Linked DNA regions of Homo sapiens: region 2 is linked to region 1. The links are chromatin loops, found by intact Hi-C in ENCODE. Cell type or tissue: heart left ventricle. All regions are shown on one strand. Each heading gives the region's core, and the rest is flanking DNA. Links, peaks and the distances in the headings are about the cores only.

Region 1 (2,900 bases), core at 122-2,621:
TTCACCACTCACAAACTCGAGGGGTGGGGGGAAGACCACAGATGTCTGGAAGATACAAAGTAGGAGACAACGCTCCCTCCAAAAGGGAAGAGAACGAAGGCAACAACTACATACACCCAACTGCCAAAGCTTTCAAGCTTGGCAGATTCAGAAGCAGGCTATAGGAACTTAACTTCGAAAAGTCTCGGTTCAAAGTCCTCTCTCCAGACAAAACACTGAAAGAAGTTGCAATGCTTGAATTCCATTTGGCCAGCTTTGGAGCGAAGGAAAAATTCACTCCGCTGAAAAGAAAACGTGCTCTATAATTCAATTTTAGCTGCCATCAAACTATTTGAATAAATTTAAATTATTTCTACGAACAAAATTCTCGAAGCGGTCTGAGTCAGAGGCTGAATCCTGCAGTTCACTTGGTAAGAAACAGTAAGCCATCACCTTCGCCTTCCTCCACCCCCTTATTTCACCAGGGTCTCATACCCACTACCATAAATCCATAAGACTCCCAGTACATTATCCACTGCTTTCACTCACCTGCATAGTACGCTAAAATACAGGTGCAAGACATGGATTTTTTATGTGCTCACCCTACTGACGCATCGCACCCGCTGCACTTAGAGTTTAGTTGCTCTAAGGTTTAAAGTTGCTTCGATTCAAACTCACATAGCCAGGGCATTAAAAAAAATAATAACACTTCTATTCTTAAGAATGAAAGAGGAAATCTTAAGAGAAAGTCCACTGGTCCGATCCCCAGGACTGATGGGACTTAGGGTGGCGTCTCTGCCTCAGCGCCCGAACCCCAACTCGCCGCAAGAGCTGAGAAGGCGGAGCCCCCCGTCCCCACCCCGCCCCCCACCCAGGGCCCGGCGCATCCCGAGGCACCGGGTCCCTCCCCCAAACTCGGCCAAGGCCAGAGCCCCGGACGGAAACCACAGACCCCCACCCCCACCCCCACCCCGCCTGCCATCCGGGCTCCTGTACGCGCCCCCGCGGCGCCCCCTCCCCGCAAGCGATGCCCCCAGGGCCCCAGAGAGGCAGCGCGACCGGAACCCGGGCCCGGCCGCCGCCCTCCGCGCCCCGGGCGCGGCCCACCCTCACCGTCCCCCACCTGAGCTCCCCGCTCCCAACCCCAGGCCTCCCGGCTGCGCCCAGCCCGCCGCCCGGACCGCGCGCCTGCTACGAAGTTTGGCTCCGAGAGGAAGCGGGAGCAGCCCCGGAAGGATAAGGAAAGGAGCGCCCAAGCACCTCAGGGGAACAGGCTCCTCCCGCCGCGGGAGTCCGACCGTCCTCGACCTGCGGTGGCGGCTCGGCGGGGACTGAAGCTGCTCCTCAGACCTTCCTCCGTCTCCGCCTCCCCTCGCTCTCCGCTCCCGGGGCCGGGCCAACGCTGCTGCCACAGACCGAGAGGCTTAAAATGGCGCCGCACAAGGAGCTCTTATAAGTCGCGCAGAAGCCGCTGTATCCTGCCGCCACCGGCGCAGCGCGGAGCGTTCCGCCGCGCGAGGACAAGGGGCGGGGCGCGAGGGGGCGGTGGAAAGTAGTCCCCGCGCCGCCCAGCAGTCTGCTGCCGTCTGAGCGCCCCGGGCCGGGGTGGGGTGCCTGGGCACCCCACGGACGCTCCCCGGGGTGACGGCTGGCGGCTGCCCGCTGCGCGGCCTGAGGGCAGCCCGTGAGGGCGCTGTGGTCTGCATCGGGGAGGCCGGGCCCCCGCGGCCTGGGTTGGGGAAGGTGGCCCTGGTATCCTCCCCTGTCCCAAGCCCGACGCCCCCGCCCCGCGCGTTTCCCGAACCGGGAGAGCAGCTGCAGGACTCGGCGCGCCTTTCCCGCGGCCTGCGGAAGGTGGCATCTCGGCCCCGGCCTTCGAGTACCGCTCGGGGCGGCCGGGACAGGTCCTGGGAGGGCGGAAGTTCGGGGCCAGGGCGGCGGCAGGGGCTCGGGTTCAGCGCCCGCCCGTCTTGGGGCGCTCCTGGCCCCGCAGCTGCCCCGTCGCTGGTCTGCGGGTTCCCGGCCGGGCGCGGGTTAGGGGGCCTCGCCGACCTTGTGGTCTGTGCCGCACACTCCCTGCTGGACCTGGGTCGCAGCCCAGTCTCACAGCACCCCCAAAGCCCCCCACTGTCCGGATGGTGGATCCCACCTCTCAGCAGGCTGTTCAGCTTGAATTTCGACCTGAATCACCGGGCCGAGCCGCCTTCTGTCCCCACTCACGAAGGCTGTGAACTCTCCGTAGAACGGGCGCCAAGCCCGCAATTCAACAAGTCCTTAGGAGTACCTACTGTGAACAAATAACTAATGGAAATGGATTAGCTCCAGAGCGCTGTCAATTAGGTTAATTCTTATAGATTCCATTTTTATCTGGTTCCACTTGTCACTAGGTATCAATAGATTTATTTGTGGGGATTTTTCTTTGGAGAAGAAGATTTTTACGGTATTACTTATTTGTGAAATCCAAGTATGTTTATAGAGAAAGCTATCGATTAAGCAGCCTCCAATTTTTTAACTAATTTTCTATTTAAAAACGTTTGTAATTCATTTCAATAGACTGAAAAATGTTTCCCATTCTAATGCAGCAAAATTGACGTTTGTCGAAGCTGCAACAAGTATGATCGATTCAGTTTCTCTAGGCTATTGTTTGTGCTTATTTTTCCTCCAAAACATTGGAGAGAGTACAAAAAGCAGCAGTGAAAGTTACCTCTGTGCTTTTATCCCAGGACTACAATTAATACAAGCAAACAATAGGTCTTAACACATAGATGCAGGCGGAAAACCCACTTATTCATTCACTCATGGAGGTAGGATATGTAGTTTAAGGCACAGCTCATGTTTCAGGGCCAGCGTATTCTTTAAATAACTTTTATTTTTGTCTTAAAGATATTTTACTATATAAGTGGTAATGCCAACTGCCGTCT
Region 2 (2,900 bases), core at 232-2,731, 420 kb after region 1:
AGTCACGAAGACCTCCATTCACCACCTGCTCCTCAGAGACTAAGTTAGGACAAAAGCACGGGGAGAGGCAAGAAATCCCACAGTCATTTTGGGCTAGACTGTGACCAAATTGCAAATTGCAGATCCTAAGTTAACCCTATTAATGACTGGAGTCATTACATAAACTGGATGATGTTTCTTGCCACCCAGTAGAACTGGGGCTTATATTCCATGGGGAGAAAGAAAAGGAGTTTCGTCGCTGTACTTGGTGTCTGGGGGCTGCTTTAACTGTGAAATTCCATATCCAAGACATTCCCTTTATGGGTGAGCTGTCCTCTATCTCCTAAAAACCAAGCAAGAGAGATAGAACCACACACTCAACCTCCAGGGACAAACCGGTGGGAGGAAACGGATATTCAGTGGGCGCCTATTATGTCCCTGCCCTGTAGTAAACACCTTCGCCATCCTTAGCATCTTTTCTATTTGTAATATCTCTGCAAAGAGGAAGAGCTCATCCTTGTTTTAGGCAAATGCAGCTAGGACCTATGAGCTACATTAATATCCGGTCACGGTGATGCCAAAGCCCTTTCCTCTTCCGCCAAGCTGCCTCGGGGCAGAACTTAGAAAGGCTGAGAAACATCCTCATTCCTCCCTCCGCACACTCCCACCCTGAGTGCTTTAAGAGTAGGACAGTCAGCAGCTGAGCACACAAATGCAGCCCTGTCTGGGAACAGGGAGCCCAAGGGGATGCAGCGGTGGCCTTTGGAGGGGTCAGTGACAGCTGTGTAATCGGGGAAGTGCCTTGTCCAATTGGAAGCCCACCCTCCCTTTGAACTATGCGCAATCCCCTCTAGCCGCCGGCCCCCGGCTCCCTCCTCCCAGGCTCTGGGTTCAGTTTTTTCCTTGGCAAATCACACCATTCCGTTGGGAGAGTGGCTTGCTGAGTTTGGCAGTGTTGACACAGCAGTCTCTGGACACGTTCCGGGAAAGCAGGCTACAGCATGTGAGATGAATTTTCTCCTGAACTGTGTGGTTTCCAATGTGTTAGAAAAACAAACTTGGAGAAGTCTGTTTGGCGTGTGTGCATGTGTAGACCCCACTTCCGGAGTCGAAAATGCTGTTGGCCTTCGCCCCCGTTACTTTAAAAAAAAAAAAAGAAAAGAAAAAAGAAAAAAAAGTCCGTCCTCCCAGCGTCTGGTTCCCTGAAACCTGAGGCAGCGTGGACAATGGGAGCTCTTTCAAGTCGCAGCCCCAGCGGCCACGTGACTGCGCCTTTGTGCTGGGAGTGGAGGCAAGTGGAAGCTGCCTGGGTGTCTGGACATTGGGGCCCTTTCAGTGTTGCTGAGCTGCTGGGCCTCACCTCTCCACCGCCTGCCTCCAGGCCCTTGGCTACCCTTCTTCCTCCCAAACATCCAGTTCCTGTTCCCAAAATAACTGCACACAGGAAACTGCCTCGAGGTGGGGCCTCTGCAGTGGGTGAATTCTTAGTGCCCCTGCAGGGATCTCCGGACCTGGCAGGGCCAGTGAAGACAGCGACTGCCCATCACTGCTATGGTTCACAAGCTGTGATGCCAGGAGGGCCGGCAACACCCACTCTTCACGCTCCTCCCATCCCATAACTTCTGTTTTTCCCATAAAAGCAAGGCCAGGCAGCAGCCAAGTCTGACTCCTTTCACTGCTTTTCCGTCCTTCAGGAAAGATGTTCAAGTACTTTTGACCTTCAGATGCACTGGCCAGTAATGCCTTCTTTTTCGACAGAGACTGTGGTTACCTGGCCACAGGGCGATGAAAGCACTTCAGCTGGAAACTACTGCTCCCTCACCTCCCATCTTCCCATGAAACAAGCCAAAGAAGCCCCCTTTGTTGCAGAATAGAGAGGTCCCTGCTCCTCCTTGCCAGGGAGAGAGGAGGCAGGGCTGACTCTGGAATCAGAGTCCTGGAGGGTAGTCACCCTCGGCACTCTAAGTGATAGGACGCCCGCAAGGGGGTCGCTCGTCTAGATTTCATCAGTGTAGCTAAAGTAGGTGTTATCCAATTCTCTAAGCCAGTGGTTCTCAACCCCAGCGGCACACCAGGATCACTGGGGACCTTTCAATACTTCTTTACCCAAGCAACCTCCAAACCAAGAAAATAAGAATCTCCAGGGGGTAGGACCAGGCACTGGTATTTTTAAAAAACTCCCCAGATGGTTCCAGCATGCAGCCAAGTTTGAGAACCACTGGCTTAGCAGTCCTTCTCAAACTCTAATATATATGTGAACCACCTGGGATCTTGTTAAAAACATAAGTTCTGATTCAGCCTGAGATTCTGGAGGCCTAACAAGGAGTGCTGACTCCACCGATCTATGGACCACACCTCAAGCAGCCAGGCCTAAGAGTCTTTAATGATACCCTGTACCTCTCCCTGGTTGAATGGGCAGAAACAACAAGGAGATAGGATGGGAGGGCCTATAGAGGACTTGTGGACTTCTAGGTCTTGAAGGGATTGCTGAGATAGAAGTCACATCCATGCATTTGGGAAATATCTTCAATGGTGGAGAGATCTGGTTGTCAGTGTCTGAATTCGGGATAGAGTAAAATATAAACTTCACCTTTCAAAGCTTGGATAAGAGAATTGACATGGGAGGAAATCACCTCCTACCTTCTAGCTCTTTGCCTGACGCTAAGGATAGTGACAGTCTTACGCTGACCCACTGAGTGACATAAAGCCCTATTTGGGATTGTCAAAAACCGTCTGGCCTGAAGAGGGCCATGGGATCTCAGGGAGCTCAAGCAATGAGGGGGATGAGGCAAAGGTGGTTCCTCCTCTCAGGGTGTCTCGGTGTTTCAAATACAGCTGACGTGCTCTGTCTACAACAGGGAAATCCTTTTTGTTGCCTATTTCCTTTCTGATTCAGAGCTAGTCAGTGCCTTCAAAAATAC

The links. A loop is a pair of places that touch in the nucleus more often than their neighbours do. Peaks named below come from ENCODE experiments on the same cell type or tissue, not always from the same donor. Only the 100,000 strongest peaks of a DNase experiment are listed, where the experiment ranks them.
Region 2: a loop joins it to region 1, with 11 times the contacts of the local background. A loop is called at or near these places in 15 of 110 quality-filtered maps.

Annotation. Positions count from the first base shown.
Region 1 is chr3:41,198,010-41,200,909 of GRCh38, reverse strand. It overlaps CTNNB1 (catenin beta 1), which reads right to left and starts at 1,405. Exons shown (of 15, transcript NM_001904.4): 1 at 1,240-1,405. RefSeq lists enhancers at 535-644, 1,355-1,414, 756-1,702 and silencers at 995-1,114, 1,545-2,004. In heart left ventricle, for the core only: a CTCF peak has its summit at 1,669; DNase peaks (open chromatin) are centred at 1,459, 1,759 and 2,149; H3K4me3 peaks cover 2,500 bases; H3K27ac peaks cover 2,398 bases.
Region 2 is chr3:40,779,059-40,781,958 of GRCh38, reverse strand. All of the region lies in intron 2 of LOC105377043 (a long non-coding RNA gene), which reads right to left. Among named protein-coding and RNA genes, the nearest start is that of ZNF621, 260 kb to the right of the region's middle. In heart left ventricle, for the core only: a CTCF peak has its summit at 1,285; DNase peaks (open chromatin) are centred at 748 and 1,248; H3K4me3 peaks cover 1,092 bases; H3K27ac peaks cover 2,412 bases.